2 separate regions of the Mus musculus genome follow, and region 2 is linked to region 1. A link is a loop called in an ENCODE intact Hi-C map of the cell type or tissue named here. Cell type or tissue: gastrocnemius. All regions are shown on one strand. Links, peaks and the distances in the headings refer to the core of each region. The heading gives the core; the rest is flanking DNA. Region 1 overlaps Cst11 (cystatin 11). Region 2 holds the start of Cst9 (cystatin 9).

Region 1 (10,786 bases), core at 1,529-9,528:
CTAGGTTAGGCTCAACCTTGCAGCCTTCTTGTGCCAACCTCCACAGTGCTATAATTTTAGGTATATGCTATCATCCCCAACTGAAAGTGGGTGTCTTAAGAATTGTGTATTCACTAAAGTAGATGAATCTGTTCTTTCAATAGTAACTAAAAAATTACCCACCCAGTACCAACTGGCCTAGCTATGTGTCTTTTAAAGCAGTGCTATTACAGCTAGCTGTGATATGTCTATCTGGGATTGCTCTGCTGCCACGGGCAATTTGAAAAGTTACGACACAGGACACATGGCCTACAGAGATTAACCTGCTTACTATCCAGCCTTTCAGAGAAAATTTGACACATTACTGTCTGGAACAATTAGCCTTTTCAATGCTGTCCAGGGGATTCCATGGAGAAAGATGGGTACTCTTGGTGATATCTCAAAGGGTGACTAAAAGAGGACTGGAGTCAGACAGGAAAGAAGAGCAAGGATCCTACAACTGTGCAAGACTAGGCTCTTGACAAGAAGCAAGGTGTAAAGCTGTCCTGCCCATATAGAAGCCAGAAAGAGGAGAAGCAGATATTCACCATTTGCCTTCCCCTCATTATCCACAGGTGACAGGTCACCTGGAGTATCACATCACAGTGGAAATGCAGCGGACCACCTGCTTGAAGACAGAGACGAGCCTCTGTGATATCCAGAAAGGGGAACTTCACAAGGTGCTGGGCAAGCTCATTCACATAAAGCCAGTTTCCCCCCATGGCTTTAGCATAAGAGAAGACAGACCTGCTTGGGATCTACTCAAGGTTGCTCGAAAGAAAATCTTATGAATGATATCTCTTTTGTTGATGCTAGAAGAATCACAAGGAAGAGAAAGGGGTCCAAAGGGAGAAGTTGAGGGGCTGAATTACAAGGGGACAACTCAGGCCAAGGGAAGCAGTTATTTATTAAGTATATTTTATCTGGAAGTGGGAATGTTCATTTGAAAATAATTTGACTGCTGTAGAGGTAGACTAAAAAAAAAAATCTGTGTGGGTGGTCTGCTGAGAGGCTTTCAGCCCCAAAGGTACCTCAGTCCCCAGCAGCCTTCTTTTTGATCCAGCAGGAGGCTGGCTTAATACTGCCCCACACCATTGCCACATCTGTGAGCATAGTCAGAGTGGGTCCAACACACAGAGGAATCCTAACAACCCTGTAACTTTCTCTTAACTTTCCTCAAGTGAATTTGATAAAGGATGGCCATATGTCCCTCCTTGCCCAGCATCATCCTATCATCCTGGTCGATGTTGACATAATTTTTTTTTTTTTTTTTTTGGTTTTTCAAGACAGGGTTTCTCTGTGTAGCCCTGACTGTCCTGGAACTCACTCTGTAGACCAGGTTGGCCTCAAACTCAGAAATTTTCCTGCCTCTGCCTCCCAAGTGATGTCATTTTTAATGTAATCACTATTAGCCTCATCTTTTGCTCATAACATGTCCTTGTTTGGTTCGTAAACTATTGGTCAATCTAGTAACAATGACTTGGAGATTCTCAACACACAAATGTGTCCTTTCCTGGGCTTCCTCTTCATATTAGAACATAAAATCATTAGTTTGGGTGAATGAAAGGAATATGAAATGAATAGATAGAAGGAAAGAATGGGTGGAAGGATGGATGGATACAAGTGGGCAGCTTGTGAGTGGGTGGATGGATAGCTAAGTAGATGGAGGAAAGAGAGAGAAGGAGGGAAGGAGGGAGGGAAGAAGGAAGGAAGGAAGGAAGGAAGGAAGGAAGGAAGGAAGGAAGGAAGGAAGGAAGGAATCAATCTATGAAGGGGAAGGGATGCAGGGAAAGAAGAAAGGAGATGAAGATCCAACAGAAACCCAGAGAGAGAGGCCATGGTAAATACCATGTGAATGGCAATGGTGAGAAAATGGAATCAGTAATTCCCACATTAAGTATGGGTTGGTGGCCCCTAGTCCTACTCCACATCTGACCACAGACAGGACCTTCTTCAGAATAGTCTTAGCAACACGTTTGTTATGTGAGTGGAATGACATAAATATCAGGATCGGAGGGACAATGAGGCATTGCTACTTACCCAGCCTCAGGTTTGATGTTCTCTTCCTTATAACCTTCCATTTTGGCCTCTTTATCTTAACTTATTGTTTGTTTCTTTTGTTTTTTAGAACGAGTCTAACTATGGAGCCCATTTCTTACTATAAACCTCTCACCTCAGGTTCCCAATTGCTGGGATTACAGGGTACTTCCATGCCCAGCTCTTGTTCGTCTTTTAAAATACACGTATTGGTCTTTTGTTGTTTTAGAAAATCCAGTGCTACTTCTCAGTGTACGCCATTCCCTGGGTTGAAGTATTCAAAATACTCAAGAAAAACTGTACCGATATCAGCTGAGTGTCCTGGAGCACATGCGGTGTCATCCTCCATGCTTCCAATCCCCCTGCAATCAATAGAAGCCCTCAATTTGCCTAATAAAAAAGTCAGCCTATTCTCTTCATGGTCTTCAAGCTGTGATTCCAGTTCTCCCCTATAAATTCTTCAGTTATTATAAGAAAATGTGGAGGTCTACTAGGAGTTCCAATGGGATAATACAGATACTTTCTGAACCACTGTTTACACCCACATGCTTAGGAGAACTTCATTTTTAGCTTCCTAACAAGTAGGAGACTTTAGAATTTTTTTTTTTTTGTCAGATGGTTTGGTTTGGTTTGGTTTGGTTTGGTTTGGTTTGGTTTGGTTTGGTTTGGTTTGGTTTGGTTTGGTTTGGAGGTCAGGTCTCAGGTAGCCTCAGGCTAATCTTGAACTCACTATGAAGCTGAGAATGTCTTTGAACTTCTCATCTTTCTTCCTCCACCTCCCAAGTGCAGGGATAACAGACACACACAGCTTTATGCAGTGGTGGGTTTCAAACACGGGACTTCATGCAGGCTACACAAGTATCCTATGAACTGAGCAACAGTCCCAGGCCCAATAGTCTCAGTTTTAAGGCAAGATGGGAAAACTGGGAAGAAGGAAAATAAGGAGGTGGAGAGATGTTGACAGTAGGTAACTGAACACAAGAGATGTTTACAAGGGACTCCCATGATGGGATCCCACAGAAACCTGGCAAAGAGCCCTCCTCTCCTCTACTGAAGTATGAATGGAGAAGAAAGAACACAAAGAACAACAAGGATTTGCTCCTGGTCCATAGTTGAGAGATTCCCTCTCTTTCTGTAAGTGCCTAATCTTGTAGAGACTTGATGCCCGCCAAAAAGAGGGATGTGGAGGGCAGCATGAGAGTTGATAGGTGGGTGAGGGGTGGGAGCACCCTCTCAGAGGGGGGATGGGGAACATTTTGAGGGTGGACCAGGAAGGGTAGCAACATTTGGAATGGAAGCAAATAAAAACAATTTAAAAAGAATAAAATATTGTTAGAAAGTAAAAAAAGAAAAAAGAAAAAAACACTAAACCTGGATCTAGACTCCCACCACCTTATAATAGCAGTTAGGACCAGTGTGTGTCTTATTACTAGCAACAGAATACCACAAACGAGGTAAATTATTTTTAACAATTAGTATAATTATATATTAAAATTTTTAGCTCAAAGGGAGGAAAACACAAGTTGTGAAATCCGTTTCATTTTCAATCAGACATGTTTAGGGTAGAGCATACTGTTGTCTTCATCAAAATTTGAGATACATATGAAAAGGAGACTGTTGGGTAAATATAAGAATGGGGAGGGAAATGCATAATGTCAATACAAAGTATAAGCTAGAGAGCAGATGGGGAATATACAATTGTTCTTTGCAATATTCCTTGGACTTTAGATTAAGTTTGAAGATGTTCACCAGTATTTTGGATAAAACATGAATATATACTTACTTACTTAATTAATTAAATTACTTGGAGGCAGACTTTAAATAACTTGTCAGACATGCTTGTATTGTTTAAAATATCTCAAACTGGGACTGGAGAAACGGCTCAGAGGTTAAGAGGGCTTCCCTCTTGCAGAGAACATGGGTTCTGTTCACAGGACCCATGTCAGGCAACTCATGACCACCTGGAATTCCAGCTCCTGAGGGATCCAAGGCCTCCGACATCAATGGGCACCTGTACACACACATGCACACACACATTTGCACACACACACACAAACAATAAAATAAAATAGCTCACATTGAGTGAAATCTATAAATAAAACTGTGGAATTAATCATGACATTGGTTGTGATTTATCCTGTGCTCATTATGCATAAGGAACTTACAAAATGCTAAACAATTGTTATAAAACCTAACATTCACGAGTATCATTTAAAATTTGTATTATGTTTCTTATTTAAGGAATTAGAAAGTAGAAAGTAGACGATCATTTGTAGGAGAAATCAAGAGGTGAAATGAATGTTCTTAGCCAGTGCATTCTAGAAAAGGGACATTTGGACTGAGATTGTTAAGAGTTTCTACGTCCGTTTCTTCACTTATTACAAATGGCAAAAACTCCTTCTCTCACTAGAATTCCAGAATTTCTACTCTAACAAAGGTACTTTCCACTTATATAGGATTTAAGTGTAGTTTAAAAATACATGTTCATTAATTCTCTCTGTCTGTCCTGGAACTCACTTTGTAGACCAAGCTGGCCTCGAACTCAGAAATCCGTCTGCCTCTGCCTCCCAAGTGCTGGGACTAAAGGCGTGCACCACCACGCCCGGCTCTCCAGAAATTTTAAACATGCATCCAAGGTATTTTTGGTCATATTCACCTCTCACTCCTCCTCCTAACTCCTCCCAAGAACACCCAGCCCCTCCCAACATCATGTTCTCTTTATGAGTGTGGCCGCTGTTGTGACCACCACACTCTAGTGGATATGATCACAGCTGTGTGTATATGACAACAGAAACATAACTGGACTCTTTAGGTTATAGAATAAACAGACTGGTAAATTATAAAGAGAACTTTATTTGGGCTCATGGTTCTGGTCTAAGGTTAAAGAGCACCATCTAGTGTAGTCTTCTTTTTGACAGAGTCCTGAGGCAGGAAGTAGCAGAAACCCATCTACATTGGCTTTTATAACTGACCGGCTCTCACCATGATGCAGTAAGTAAGTCATTAACCCATTAACTCATTTATCACACGAGTTCATTCACTGATGGGTACAGAGACCCAGTAACCTCCTAAAAGTCCAGGTAGGTCCTACCTCTTCTCATGTTGTAGATTTATGTCTCCACAGGAGTTTGGAAGCAATTTTCATGGTGGCACATTAACAGTGGGACCACCACAACTTCAGTGTCCCCAGGTTCCTTCCACACAACTCCCCTTTTGTTGTGCCCTAGATACCTCAACTCAGAGGAGCCAGGGATATCATGGTTCTTAATGGTTCATAGAGCCATCTTTAGCAAATCCTAACTGGATAAACACCTTAACTCTATCTGCTGCACCTGCTGTTTTCCCTCATTATTCTCTCTCTCTCCTCTCTCTCCTCTCTCTCCCTCTCTCCTCTCTCTTTCCCCCCTCTCTCTCTCTCTCTCTTTCTCTCTCTCTCTCTTTCTCTCTCTCTCTCTCTCTCTCTCTCTCTCTCTCTCTCTCTCTCTTTCTCTCCCGTGTGTGTGTGTGTGTGCATGCATATAGTCTACAATGTACAATGTCAGCAGGTTCTACTAATAGTATTAAGCCCTGGACTTTCGCTGAAATATATGTTAATTTTAAATAATTTTTACTTATATGTCTATATGTCCCTGTGTTCAGTATGCCTGCCAATGTCCATGGAGACTAGAAGAGGGTGTTGGATCTCCTGGAGCAGGAGAGTGATAGTTGTGAGCTTGGAATTGAGCTCTGGTCCTCTGGAAGAGCACACATGCATTCACACTCACACTTAACACACACACATGCACACAACACAACAAATACAATTTAAAAAGATAGTGTCAATATGAAATCACATAAAGTAAAAAACAGAAACTGAACATAAGTCCACCATGTAAACGTGAGTAAGAACGGAGCATCTGAACACAGCTCAAAGCAATACCATAGTTTATTTCCTTAATATTTATTTAGTCAATAATTTTGAGACACTATATCTCTCTATAGCTCAGAGTGGCCTCTCTAACTCACAGTAACTCCCCAACTCAACCTCCTGAATGCTGAGAGTGTAAGTCTGAACCACCATGCCCGTGTCTGAAGTAAATAACAATGGAAAGGCAGAGTAGGTTGGGAAAAGTGAAAAAAAGTTCAAAAGTAGCTTGTGCTGTGTAAATGCAACCCCCATGGGGTCAACACTAGAGACACATGTGCACGTCCACCTTTGACATAGGTTCACACATGCTTATTGCTAAAAGGTATTATTAGACACTGAAACTAGATAGGTATGGTGGTATGTGCTGATAATCCCAGGAGTCAGGAATGCTGGGACAGGAGGATCTCAAATTCAAAACCAACTTGAACTACCTACCTAGACACTACCTAAAAAAAATTAAAAATTAAAAAAATCCTGAAAACCACTCACAGGTCCATTATTAAAGAGTGAACAGGAATGGTGTGTTTAGAGACTGAAGAGATGACTCAGTGGGTTCAGGGAGAAAGTGGAGGGCAATGTGGGTCTTCAGAGGCCCCGTGGGCATTGGATCTGCATGCCAGGGTACATTGGGCTCTGTACAAATGTATCAACTTCCACTCTTTCCCTGTGTCCTCTTCTCCTCCAGGCATCTTGGTTCACATGAGGCGCTTGCTTAGGGATCTACATTCTTCTCCCCTAAGTTTCTCTAGTTGCCCTCTGATTGAGACAGGGCAGGCTCAGGGAGTTGGCCAAGCATCACATGGTACACTCAACATGCTCTCAGCTCAAAGTGAGAGCCCTCAGCTCTCATTCTGTGACCTCTCTGCTGAGCTGTGAGTCATGGGAAGGAGGTAGCTATAGGGAAGTGAGAATATAAGCTCACTGAACCATGCCTGCAGTCTGGAGTCCTAGAGGGTAACTGTCTGCACATTGATGGTAAACCTACCAAAGGGCCTCCATATGTCCACACTACAAACACAAGTGAGGCCTGTGTCTGGCACCTCTCTCCTCCTAGAGTCTGGAACTTGACACAGGCCTATGAGACCAGCCCCAAACAACATGAGCGCTGAGTCTCCAACATTGGTCCCTAGCAGACACTTTGTCACAAATGCCTTCATAGCTTGTTGCTGGGGATTAAGTGCACCCTGTGGCTGCAATCACAAGGACTCAGAGTTTCTATCTTCCCCTGGGACACTACTCTATATCTCTTTGTAGTGGTTTGAATGAAAATAGTCCCCTAGAGGCTCATAGGGAGTGGCACTATTAGGAGGGGTGGCTTGTTGGAGTAGGAGTGGCCTTGTTGGAGGAGGTGTGTCTCTGGGGGTGTGCTCTGAGGTTTCAAATCCTCAAGCTAGGCCTTGCTGCCTGAGGATCTGGATGTAGAAATCTAAGCTACTTCTCTAGCACCTTGTCTGCCTGCATGTCACCATGCTTCCCGCTAGGACAATTGTCCTGACACAGCCAAAAGAATGATGCATGGTGAACAAGGCCTTGGGGAACTTTTTTTTTTTCTTTCCATTTTTTATTAGGTATTTAGCTCATTTACATTTCCAATGCTATACCAAAAGTCCCCCATACCCACCCACCCCCACTCCCCTACCCGCCCACCCCCCCCTTTTTGGCCCTGGCGTTCCCCTGTTCTGGGGCATATAAAGTTTGTGTGTCCAATGGGCCTCTCTTTCCAGTGATGGCCGACTAGGCCATCTTTTGATACATATGCAGCTAGAGTCAAGAGCTCCGGGGTACTGGTTAGTTCATAATGTTGATCCACCTATAGGGTTGCAGATCCCTTTAGCTCCTTGGGTACTTTCTCTAGCTCCTCCATTGGGAGCCCTGTGATCCATCCATTAGCTGACTGTGAGCATCCACTTCTGTGTTTGCTAGGCCCCGGCATAGTCTCACAAGAGACAGCTACCTCTGGGTTCTTTCGATAAAATCTTGCTAGTGTATGCAATGGTGTCAGCGTTTGGATGCTGATTATGGGGTGGATCCCTGGATAAGGCAGTCTCTACATGGTCCATCCTTTCATCTCAGCTCCAAACTTTGTCTCTGTAACTCCTTCCAAGGGTGTTTTGTTCCCACTTCTAAGGAGGGGCATAGTGTCCACACTTCAGTCTTCATTTTTCTTGAGTTTCATGTGTTTAGGAAATTGTATCTTATATCTTGGGTATCCTAGGTTTTGGGCTAATATCCACTTATCAGTGAGTACATATTGTGTGAGTTCCTTTGTGAATGTGTTACCTCACTCAGGATGATGCCCTCCAGGTCCATCCATTTGGCTAGGAATTTCATAAATTCATTCTTTTTAATAGCTGAGTAGTACTCCATTGTGTAGATGTACCACATTTTCTGTATCCATTCCTCTGTTGAGGGGCATCTGGGTTCTTTCCAGCTTCTGGCTATTATAAATAAGGCTGCTATGAACATAGTGGAGCATGTGTCCTTCTTACCAGTTGGGGCATCTTCTGGATATATGCCCAGGAGAGGTATTGCTGGATCCTCCGGTAGTACTATGTCCAATTTTCTGAGGAACCGCCAGACGGATTTCCAGAGTGGTTGTACAAGCCTGCAATCCCACCAACAATGGAGGAGTGTTCCTCTTTCTCCACATCCACGCCAGCATCTGCTGTCACCTGAATTTTTGATCTTAGACATTCTGATTGGTGTGAGGTGGAATCTCAGGGTTGTTTTGATTTGCATTTCCCTGATGATTAAGGATGTTGAACATTTTTTCAGGTGCTTCTCTGCCATTCGGTATTCCTCAGGTGAGAATTCTTTGTTCAGTTCTGAGCCCCATTTTTAATGGGGTTATTTGATTTTCTGAAGTCCACCTTCTTGAGTTCTTTATATATGTTGGATATTAGTCCCCTATCTGATTTAGGATAGGTAAAGATCCTTTCCCAATCTGTTGGTGGTCTCTTTGTCTTATTGACGGTGTCTTTTGCCTTGCAGAAACTTTGAAGTTTCATTAGGTCCCATTTGTCAATTCTCGATCTTACAGCACAAGCCATTGCTGTTCTGTTCAGGAATTTTTCCCCTGTGCCCATATCTTCAAGGCTTTCCCCCACTTTCTCCTCTATAAGCTTCAGTGTCTCTGGTTTTATGTGAAGTTCTTTGATCCATTTAGATTTGACCTTAGTACAAGGAGATAAGTATGGATCGATTCGCATTCTTCTACATGATAACAACCAGTTGTGCCAGCACCAATTGTTGAAAATGCTGTCTTTCTTCCACTGGATGGTTTTAGCTCCCTTGTCGAAGATCAAGTGACCATAGGTATGTGGGTTCATTTCTGGGTCTACAATTCTATTCCATTGGTCTACTTGTCTGTCTCTATACCAGTACCATGCAGGTTTTACCACAATTGCTCTGTAGTAAAGCTTTAGGTCAGGCATGGTGATTCCACCAGAGGTTCTTTTATCCTTGAGAAGAGTTTTTGCTATCCTAGGTTTTTTGTTATTCCAGATGAATTTGCAAATTGCTCCTTCTAATTCGTTGAAGAATTGAGTTGGAATTTTGATGGGGATTGCATTGAATCTGTAGATTGCTTTTGGCAAGATAGCCATTTTTACAATGTTGATCCTGCCAATCCATGAGCATGGGAGATCTTTCCATCTTCTGAGATCTTCTTTAATTTCTTTGTTCAGAGACTTGAAGTTTTTATCATACAAATCTTTCACTTCCTTAGTTAGAGTCACGCCGAGATATTTTATATTATTTGTGACTATTGAGAAGGGTGTTGTTTCCCTAATTTCTTTCTCAGCCTGTTTATTCTTTGTGTAGAGAAAGGCCATTGACTTGTTTGAGTTAATTTTATATCCAGCTACTTCACCGAAGCTGTTTATCAGGTTTAGGAGTTCTCTGGTGGAATTTTTAGGGTCACTTATATATACTATCATATCATCTGCAAAAAGTGATATTTTGACTTCCTCCTTTCCAATTTGTATCCCCTTGATCTCCTTTTGTTGTCGAATTGCTCTGGCTAATACTTCAAGTACTATGTTGAAAAGGTAGGGAGAAAGTGGGCAGCCTTGTCTAGTCCCTGATTTTAGTGGGATTGCTTCCAGCTTCTCTCCATTTACTTTGATGTTGGCTACTGGTTTGCTGTAGATTACTTTTATCATGTTTAGGTATGGGCCTTGAATTCCTGATCTTTCCAGAACTTTTATCATGAATGGGTGTTGGATCTTGTCAAATGCTTTTTCTGCATCTAACGAGATGATCATGTGGTTTTTGTCTTTGAGTTTGTTTATATAGTGGATTACATTGATGGATTTTCGTATATTAAACCATCCCTGCATCCCTGGAATAAAACCTACTTGGTCAGGATGGATGATTGCTTTAATGTGTTCTTGGATTCGGTTAGCGAGAATTTTATTGAGGATTTTTGCATCGATATTCATAAGAGAAATTGGTCTGAAGTTCTCTATCTTTGTTGGATCTTTCTGTGGTTTAGGTATCAGAGTAATAGTGGCTTCATAAAATGAGTTGGGTAGAGTACTTTCTACTTCTATCTTGTGAAAAAGTTTGTGCAGAACTGGAATTAGATCTTCTTTGAAGATCTGATAGAACTCTGCACTAAACCCGTCTGGTCCTGGGCTTTTTTTGGCTGGGAGACTATTTATAACTGCTTCTATTTCTTTAGGGGATATGGGACTGTTTAGAAGGTCAACTTGATCCTGATTCAACTTTGGTACCTGGTATCTGTCCAGAAATTTGTCCATTTCGTCCAGGTTTTCCAGTTTTGTTGAGTATAGCCTTTTGTAGAAGGATCTGATGGTGTTT
Region 2 (10,786 bases), core at 1,034-9,033, 73 kb before region 1:
TGCTAGGCCCCGGCATAGTCTCACAAGAGACAGCTACATCTGGGTCCTTTCAGCAAAATCTTGCTAGTGTATGCAATGGTGTCAGCGTTTGGAGGCTGATTATGGGATGGATACCTGGATATGGCAGTCTCTAGATGGTCCATCCTTTTGTCTCAGCTCCAAACTTTGTCTCTGTAACTCCTTCCATGGGTGTTTTGTTCCCAATTCTAAGAAGGGGCAAAGTGTCCACACTTTGAGATCTTCTTTAATTTCTTTTGAAGGCAGAATCTTAAGGCTTCACTCTGTGCTAAGAAGTGTGAGCTGAATGCTCAGCTCTAAAAAAGACACATAAACTATACCATGGCTCAGAAGAGGGAGTAGAAATTTGTTAGGAAGTGGAAGATGGTTAAGAAGAGAAGGGCTGTGAAATGCCATCCTTTGTCCTGACATAGCCATGATAATCAACTTTCAACAACCTGTATGACAATATGGAGTCTGTACAAGAATGGGCCCATCAAAAGCCAAGCAAGGATAAGGAGGGACTGGGGGGTCCTTATTCCTCACTGCTAAACTAACTGTATCCTAAAGATAAATTTAGGGGAACAGAGATCCATTGCTTTCAGTTGTATACCCTCTGGTAACCATAACTGGCTCCAGTGCGTAGGTCCAATCCAGTGGTCACACAGATGGTCTAATTAAATGGTCCTACAGCAAAACCAAGAGTCATGAATCTGGGAAGAGGATGGGTAGGAATGGGGACTGAAATGAGTAGGAAGAAGATAAGAGAGAGTGTAGGGAGAAAGTAATGTTTTGTAAATATGTATAAAATTGTCAAAGAAATAACTATAACGATTTTAAACATAAAAAGTGAAATTTATGGTTTTAAGATAATACGTATTTTAAATAATTATAACCAATAAAACATCTAGAGACTGCCATATCCAGGGATCCATCCCATAATTAGCCTCCAAACGATGACACCATTGCATACACTAGCAAGTGTTTGTTGCAAGGACTGTGATATAGCTGTCTCTTGTGAGACTAGGCCGGGGCCTAGCAAACACAGAAGTGGATGCTCACAGTCAGCTATTGGATGGATCACAGGGCCCCCAATGGAGGAGCTAGAGAAAGTATCCAAGGAGCTAAAGAGATCTGCAACCCTGTAGGTGCAACATTATGAACTAACCAGTACCCCGGAGCTCTTGACTCTAGCTGCATATGTATCAAAAGATGGCCTAGTTGACCATCACTGGAAAGAGATGCCCATTGGACATGCAAACTTTATATGCCCCAGTACAGGGGAATGCCAGGGCCAAAAAATGGGAATGGGTGAGTAGGGGAGTGAGGGGGAGGGTGTGGGGGACTTTTGGGATAGCATTGGAAATGTAATTGAGGAAAATACGTAATTAAAAAAACAACAACATAATATCAAATTAAGGCATGAACTTACAGGCTGAGTGTGGTAGTACATGACTTTAATTCCAGCACTCAGGAAACAAAGGTAGGAAGATCTCTGTGAGTTGAAACCAGCCTGGTCTACATAGTGAATTCCTTGACAATCAGGACTCTGTAGAGAGGCCCTGTCTCAAACTAACTAACTAACTAACTAACTAACTAACTAACTAACTAACTAACAAAAAGCAAAACAGAAAACATGGACTTACATAAGAAGTCAATAAAATTAGGTACGTTGTAGAAAGTAATCAAATGTTACGGAGATTGAAAAAGAGACAATTCAATGAAGAAATAGTTCATGCCAGTGCACTTGAACTCTAGGTTCTAAAAATGCCCATTTCCCCCAAAATCAGTCTGTATATTCCACAGAATTTTTTTAAAAAAACTTTATTTTGTGTGTATTAATAGGAAAACTAATACATATTAGATTTTTATAAAACCCACATTGGCCAGGCAAAGGAAGAGTCAGTCAATGGAAAAGGAGCAAGATGTGCAATTGATGTAGTCTCACTGATGCAGGTAAATATGTGTCCAAAACTTTAGCTATATGGTACCCATGCCATTGTAGACCATGAGAAACTGACTGTCCATAGATAGTTTAGGGGGAAACTGGGCTTCTCCTTTGTACCACCAACAAAAACTCACTCAAGGTGTGCCTGATTTTGAAAAAAGGGGCAACATTTTATAAAGATGATTCAGGACTCTTTGTGCATGTATTAATATTTCAGTTGCACTATTTATATGTGAAAATTGTCACAGTAAAAAATGATGAGAAAAGTTGCAACATTTTATGATAATTAATATATTTAGAATTATAGTTGGATTAACAAACATTTGAGAAAATACAGATTAAATGACTCTGCAAATATGATATTTATGGATAGACCAAAAGCCATTTGAATAAATAAATAATAAAAGTAAATTTCCTCAAAAAACTCAAAAATAAAATAAATTTTCTAGGTCCACCAAACACTAAAGGACAAAATAATCTCAATTTCACACAGTCTTAAAGTCAAATTTCCTTTGATTTCAAGGAAAACAGGAAGAGTGCAATATTTTCATACTTATAGAATACAATAAAAATAATTTTGACAGTAAATATAAAATGGGCAAATTCTAAATAAATAAAGGGCAATAAGAATTCAATGATATTCAAAGAAATAAATGAAAAATCACAGGAAAAGTAGTAACAAGAACAGAGAGGAGTTAGCTAACAGGTATAAATCTCCTGACCTGATCATGTTTTGTGAGAATAGCCTTTCTCTCTTGGCATCAACGGAAATGAGGTGATAAAAAAAATGTTACTTTCCATGGCTGTCTATACTGCAAGAATTACAACTGTCCACAAAACAATTGTGAATTATCTTGCTGAAATTGGTTTAGGTAACAGAATTGCCCAGGACTACAAAGAGTCAGGAAGCCCTGAGCTGAGACAGGAATCACTGGCAGTTATAGTGAGAACTGGCAGTGGGCTGGCATTTGAGTGAGTCCTACAGCCACCCAGAGGGATCTTATGGAGGTTCAGCAACCATGATCAAGAGCTACCTAGGCCACAGCATGCTCAGGTCAATCAATAGTAGTAAACTGAAAGGAAGTTAGGGCACACATACACACATGCCCACACATGTGCACACACACACACAGAATGAGAGAGAGAGACAGAGACAGAGACAGAGAGACAGCGAGACAGAGAGACTAAAAGAAAGTATTTTTATAATTAATCCCATGATTCTCCTCTTCGGGGTTCTACTATCTCCTGATCTAAGGCTGGGACAAGCAAGGCAGAACAGGAGCAGCTCTGAATACTGACCTAAAGAGCTGGACCTAGTCCATGTCCACAAGGTCACTCTACAGTTAAACTTGCTGCCATGGTTGGTCAACGGGTTCCAACAGGATACACTTAGCTCCTATCTGCTGGAACATGATGGACCCAGGACTCTAGTTCTGCTGGGACCAGGGTAGAGCTTAGATCATGGGTAACAGCCTAAAATTTGGGGAAGGTTTGTGATCCTAGATCACTAGGGCCAACATGGTTGGCATAGCAGGCCAGTTCCCTATGGGATGTCTAGATTCTATGGCCAATTCTTATTCAGGGTGGGGCTAGAGTCTCAGATTGTGGGCCATCTGGGTAAAGAGGTTGGTTGTGGATTATATCCTAGTTGTAGATTTATAAAGTACATCAGATGTTGGCATCCAAAGCAGAATCTAGTCTTCTCTCACCAGCAGAAAGAATGTCTCTGTTTCCTGCAGTTGGATCAGGCTGATAAGAGTAATGTAAACCCTCCCTTCCTGCTCAGTGTGTCTCCTCATACTTCTGTGCTTACCCAAGGTGCTGAAATCTCACCTGATTTCTGATAGTTTGTGACGATAGTTTCACGTGCACACAGTTGGCAAACTTGAGTTTTCTGTAAGAGAGTACTAACAAGTCCTCTCCTACCACCTGGCTGATGCCATGCCCAGTGATTATTTTAAGAACTATGTGAGGGGTGGGGGGAGTATGTGTATACATGGGTACATGTGAGGACCCTAGGATTCAAATTCAGGTTCTCTGCAAGAGCAGTACAGGCTTTTAACTGCTGAGCCATCTCTCCAGCCCACACCCAATGAGTTTTAGTAAGCACTAAATTGTTCTCTGCTACTAGTCTTGAGGTTTTCCAGCTCAATATTCTTAACTATTTTATTGACATCTTGACCGACTGAAAAGTCAAGCAATAAGTAATTATTTAGTAACTATAAACCCAACTTGTTACTCTTTTCACCCGGGGAAGCCTGTAAACTTCTTTCTGGAAATCAGAGGCTGAACACATATGCTAGGGTAAGAGTGTCAGAGACCTGGGCCCTTCTTGGATATTTAGTGTCCTAGGAGACCACAGTCATTGTACTTCTGTATTTGTGTGGCAATAGTTCTTGTACAGCTTGCTTACTAATGTATCCTGTGATCCCCTTAGGGGCTTCAAAGTGTGGGCAAAATTTTAGAAACTCAAATTGTCCGCACCACTGGCCCATGGTACTTCCTCTAAAATTATACACAAAACATGTTCAGAAATGCAATATTTAATGAGCTATTCTACATGATGAAACAACAGCAATGTACACTTTCCCCTCATTATTATCCACATATCCAGTCTTGATACTGCACAATGCTGCAAAACAAGGAAAATGAGCACAGAGGTTCTGCCAAGGGTAACCCCTTCACGGATGCAGAGAAGTACGTGACCAGTCCATGGGTGACTCCCATCAGAGAAACTATGAGCACACACTCCTGAAGAGCTTGAATTTTGTTATCCAGGGATAGGTACCGACAGTAAACAGGCAGGTGAAGGTCTGAGGAAAAATAATAAGAAAAGACAGTGAAAAAAAGAGGGTGAGAAAGTTGGTGGATTGTACTCTGAACAGCCGACATTTCACCCTTTCCCTTCCATAGAAGGAGAAAAACATCTTCAGACTGCCCAGTGAACCCTTGGCAAATATTGACTTGCGTCTTGATCTGAAGCACCATGGAAATCTAAGAGTACTTGTTGCAACTCTCCCTCAACAAACAAAGACCTCAAGAAGAATATCTAGGATGTTCTTGTGTAATTCAAATGCCTAACAGTAATGGTAGAAAGCACCCTGTCAAGATTACCCACTGGGATAGTTAATTAGTTTTAATTGCCAACCTAACACAGTTTAGAATCATCTGGAAAGAGAATCTCAGTGAGAGATGCCCTAGATCAGGTTGGCCAGTGAGAATGTCAGTGGGGAGTTGTCTTGATTATATTAATTGTGGAAAGACCCAGCCTACAGTTGGTGGCACCATTTCCTGGGTTTGGAACCTGAAATACATTAGAGTGGGGAAAGGGAGCTAAGTACTAGAAGCCTGTGTATATTCATTTTTCTTTATTTCTGACTATGGGTTGTAGAGAGAATCTGCATGTACTGTATTGATGCATCATCTGTTTAGTAAAAAGCATATAGGAAAGGGTAGACTAGAAAGCAGGACATCCGGTAGGCAGAGAGGGTTCTGGGATTGAGCCAAGTGAAGGAGTCTCCTCAGGACATGAAAGAGGATAGACACATGAGAGCTGAGCAGAGGTAACTAGCCACATGGCAGAAATTAAATTAGAATAAATGGGATATTTAGTTATGATCTAATTAAGGAACCAACCAAAGCTTATGGCCAAGGTGTTTGTAAATATAACTGAGTCTCAGAGTCATTCCAGGAGCTTGGATCCCAGAGGAGAAACTAGGAATCAACAATGGATGTCATATGACTACCTGCTTTAAGTTCCTGCTGCCTTGAGGTCTCTGATAATTGGAGTTGTGAGTAAAATATACCCTTTCTCCCAAGAGATGCTTTTTGTCAGGGTATTTTATCAAAGCAACACAAATGAAACTAGAACAAGCCACCCTTAGGTTTAGCCTATCAGATAATGTATTAGTGAAACCTCTGATAAGATGCTCAACTGATGCTAGATAGAGTTGTCCTCACAGTCAAGCTTTACCTTGTCCTGGTTCACCAGAACAAGGGCCCCAAGGCCAGACCTGAAAGGGATGAGAGTGGGGCTCCTCCTCACTTTTCACTTTCAGACATTGTGTCAGGGTAGGACCCTAAGAACTGCACATTCAGACAAAAGTTATGTTAGAGCCATCCAGACTTCTTCTGCTGATGGCAATGAAGGAAAATGAAGATAAGGTAATGGGTAACCCTTTGTATATCCAGAACACAGGATCAAAAGAGATACAAGCATTGTAAGGCTATGAAATCTAGGGAGCAGCTTCAGTGAAGCAGTGGGTAGTGTTGAGAGCTCAGGTTGGTTAGTGCTCTGTATGTGCCTCGTTGGGATGCATGTTACCTCCACATTGTGGCTCAGAGAGTCCTGAGGAGCCTTGAACCTGCCCATCCTCGGGTCCCTAGGCATGGCTCTGTCACTTGTTCTTGCACTCCACCCAGTCCCCCTGTAGCATCCACAACTGTGAAAATTAAGAGGACTGGTGTCCTGCCTTACATTATTCAGACCATGGCTCTCCTGAAAGGGGCAAATATCGAGACTCTCCTCAAATTTCTTGCATATGGTTCTACGCAGCTGAAGCCTCATGGAATACACGGTTGGAAAATTTACCTGTAAACCGAAAAAGATTAAAATTAACAGATCCATTTGCCACTTAAGAGGCTATGTGACTGCGCTCAATATAGGAAGAGACCCAGAATCCTCTCCTTTTGGAGTTCCTCGAGGCCTGGAGTAAACTCTATGAAGACAGAAGCCAGGGTAGTAGTCTCTAGATTAGAGAGTTAAGATTCAAGAGCAGGAACCTGTTAGAAATCAGAGAAGTCAAGATCAGTCCATACTATTATCTCCAGACTCTATATTATTAAGTTGTAAAAAGTTTCCTGTGAAAGCTATCTAAGAGGAAAAGAAAAAAGACCCTAAGTGGGGAAAGGCAAAAAATTCTCCTTTCTCTTCCCTCATCTCTTTGTCCTCAGTACTTATACATCCTTCAGTATACATGATCACATGTAACAAAGTTCATCACAAGTTCTCACAAAAAATCAAATCGTAAATTGAAATAGAAGTTTTCAACAGTGAATGTTTACATGCATATCCATTAGGAGTAATTATCTGGCTAAACATCCACCACCTATCTCAACTCCACAGGTTCACTGATTGTTTAAAACCATGACTAAGTTATTAGTGAAGTTTTGTATAGATAAACCCAGTCAATATTTTATCTTCTGTCCTAGCACCTATAATAAATCATTAGTTCCCTTTTTATGACCTTAAGTTAATTGTTTTACAACCTCTTGGAATGTGCCCTGGGTAGGAGAAAGTCTGGTTACCATCTAAGAGAAATTAACTGGTGAAACTTGGGAGACTGGCAGAGTTCTCTTTGCAGCTTTGACTATCAGAAAAGGACCTAATAGCAGCCCCATTATAAAAGAGCTTAATAATCATTGATATAATTTTAGGAATTCTTATAGGATCATCATTAAGACTTAAGTCATCTATTTGTCTACATAGCATCACTACAAGTCAGTACATCTTCATGGATCTGCAGAGATCTGCTCTAAAGGGGTGTGCTCCTACTTAGTGATTGTTATATATTTTTAATAATAACAGGAAAAGCACATTAATAGCAGGAATATTTCCTAAAATGAGTCCCTTACAGCCTTGCTTAATAAGGGCATGCCTGTTGCAGATTATATAATAATCCGAAGCAGGCCATTTCAGGATGACCACCTGCTAGTGATTAGCTTGTCCCTTTATGGCTCCTGACAATGTGTAACTTGCAAAAGGTGGATTGCTCTCTCCAATTCTTCATGGACTAGCAGGTACATTCCGACAAGACAGAAAAGGACACTTACCTTCTCCCTCCAGGAACTCATGATATGTTCCATCCTGTAGGCATATTCATCCTGACTTTCCTGGTTGAATGTGTTCACGGCAAATTCCACTGTGGGAATGAAATGAACAGATCTGTTTGTTTCTTTATTGGCCTTCGAGACAGGAGTGATGAGAACATGAAAACTCAGCAGAAGCAGCAGCATGGTGAGAGGCAGAGCTTTCTTTCTCAGTGGACAGGACATGGAGCCAGAACTCCACAGCTACTGCTTTGTCTGTCTTAGCTCTTCACTCCCACAGGAGTCTATCAGGCACAGCACCAACACATAATCTCTTCAGCTTGGGCAGACTCCTCCTCAGTTATCACAGTCATGTACATGCACACACATGCCACGCCCCCCCCACACCATTTTTCATTGCTGCCCAAGCATCTTCCAAACGTCCCTAAGGAAAAAACAAAGTCAACGTCTTCAACCATAGCAATGGTACCTGATCATATTTAGTGGGGAGAGCATCTGAGGAAGACAGATACAGACTGTGAAATTAAGAGAAATACTCAGGAAGTTATGATACTTTACAGTATGCTACATGTCTATAATGCCAGAATTGAGAAAGAATAGACATAAGAATTATGAGTTCATGGCTACCCTGGACTATGTCCTGAGACTCTGTTCTCAAAACAAAAACAACATCAACCAAATCATAGATGCAAACAGAGAGAGAAGTTACCATACTCATTATCCCACATGCACTTGCCACTGAGTCGGACTATAAAACAGAACCTGGAACTATGCTATAAGAATATATCTAGCCGCCGGGCAGTGGTGGTACACGAGGTGGAAGCAGGCAGATTTCTGAGTTCAAGACCAGCTTGGTCTACAAAGTGAGTTCCAGGACAGCAGGGCTACACAGAGAAACCCTGTCTTTAAAAAAAAAACTATATATATATATATATATATATATATACATACACACACACACACACACACACACACACACACACACACATATATATATATATATATATACATATATATATATATATATATATATATATCAATCAAGCCTTGCCCAACAAATTCCCCAGTCTTGATGCCCTATAGTGGGGAACATGCAAGAACGACAAAGATCCAAGTTCTGAGGCTTAGGCAGAACCTAGAAAAGTGTTAAGGCAAGGGGAAAGGTTTTTTTTTTTTTTTTTTTTAGAGAACTGACAAACTGAAAAGCTGAAGCCTGTGACCAACAAAGACCACTTGTCTGGAAGTTGTGGGTACAAGACTTGCATAGGAAACCAGCAAAATGGCTCAGCAAGTAAACACTCTTGCTGCTAACCCTGAGGACCCAAGTTTGATTCCCAGGATACTTTGGTGGAAGGACAAACAGACTCCCCCCAAGTTGTCCTCAGAGACATATCAAAGTGTGTATACTCATGCATTTCTCTCATACACATAGTAAACAGACAGACAAACAGACTAGGAGTCCAAACCAATATACAGGGAGTCTAAAAGGTGTGTCAGAGAGGCTGCCTGGCAGCAGGGTGGCTAGCAACTTCTGGAGTTCCTATCTACTCTCTGTAACCAAGACAGAGCTGCTATCTCAAGGGTGTTCTGAGTTCTCTGAACCTGAAGGGGGAAAAAAAAAGGCTGATTAGGACGTCTCCAGGTCCCAAATCTTTTTAGTTTCTTTCCCAGGAATAGTCGATTCTGTGGTTAATTGTTAGGAAAGAAAAGGCCTCTTTTCAGTGGAGAAGGGGGAAGACAGCAAAGGGCTATTTTCCCAGGAAATAGATAATGAAAAGCTACTTTTCCAAGGTGGACAGGAAGATAGAAACAACTTTCCCAAGGACATAAGGGGAGGCACTCTCTGAAGAAGAGCTTTTGGTTCTTGGGTAGCTCCAGTCACATGTATCTTTTCCAATAAAGCCTGCAGGAAACCTGCTGAATGGCCTTCAGAATGAATAACTTTTATTTTATTTTTTAAATTTTTTGAGTTAAACTTTTTTATCAATATTTTTATTATTGTTTCTCTTTATTTTTTAGTTTTACATTTTATTTTTCATCAATATTTTAACATAAATATTATTAGATGTGTTCTTTATTTACATTTCAAATGCTATCCCCTTTGCTAGTTTACCCTCCAAAAAGCCCCTATCCCCTCCCCCTCCCCCTGCTCCCCAACCAACCCACTCCCATTCCTGGTCCTGGCATTCCCCTATACTGGGGCATAGAGCCTTCACAGGACCTAGGGCCTCTCCTCCCATTGATGACTGACTAGGCCATCCTCTGATACATATACAACTAGAGCCACAAGTTCCACCATGTGTTTTCTTTGATGGTGGTATAGTTCCAAGGAGTTTCTGGGGGTACTGATTAGTTCATATTGATGTTCCTCCTATGGGGCTTCAGACCCCTTCAGCTCCCTGGGTACTTTCTCTAGCTCCTGTATTGGGGACCTTGTGCTCTGTTCAATGGATGACTGTGAGCATCCACTTCTTTCTGTATTTGCCAGGCACTGGCAGAGCCTCACAGAAGACAACTATATCAGGCTCCTGTCAGCAAGCTCTTATTGACATCTGCCTAGTGTCTGGGTTTGGTGATTGTTTATGGGATGGATCCCCAAGTGGGGCAGTCTCTGGATGGTCGTTCCTTCAGGATCTGCTCTGAATTTTGTCTCTATAACTTCTTCCATGGGTATTTTGTTCCCCTTCTAAAAAGGATTCTGAGCTTCTGGACTAATATCCAGTATTAGTATAAGTATCAGTTAGTACATATCATGTGTGTTCTTTTAGGATTGGGTTATCTCACTCAAGATGATATCCTCCAGATCCATCCACTTGTCTAAAAATTTCATAAATTCATTGTTTTTAATAGCTGCATAGTACTTCATTGTGTAAATGTACCACATTTTCTGTATCCACTCCTCTGCTGAGGGAAATCTGGGTTCTTTCCAGCTTCTGGCTATTATAAATAAGGCTTCTATGAACATAGTGGCACATGTGTCTTTATTACATGTTGGAGCATCTTCTGGGTATA

What was found. Hi-C counts contacts between places; a loop is a spot of excess contacts. Peaks named below come from ENCODE experiments on the same cell type or tissue, not always from the same donor. Only the 100,000 strongest peaks of a DNase experiment are listed, where the experiment ranks them.
Region 2: a loop joins it to region 1, with 2.1 times the contacts of the local background. A loop is called at or near these places in 4 of 42 quality-filtered maps.

Annotation. Positions count from the first base shown.
Region 1 is chr2:148,760,295-148,771,080 of GRCm38, reverse strand. It overlaps Cst11 (cystatin 11), which reads left to right. Exons shown (of 3, transcript NM_030059.2): 2 at 594-698; 3 at 2,285-2,463. The coding sequence ends at 2,371. Among named protein-coding and RNA genes, the nearest start is that of Cst11, 5.8 kb to the left of the region's middle. In gastrocnemius, for the core only: a CTCF peak has its summit at 4,968; no DNase peak of the experiment used is centred there.
Region 2 is chr2:148,832,424-148,843,209 of GRCm38, reverse strand. It overlaps Cst9 (cystatin 9), which reads right to left and starts at 8,063. Exons shown (of 3, transcript NM_009979.1): 1 at 7,778-8,063; 2 at 6,423-6,536; 3 at 4,473-4,758. The coding sequence starts at 7,999. The coding sequence ends at 4,681. In gastrocnemius, for the core only: no CTCF peak of the experiment used is centred there; no DNase peak of the experiment used is centred there.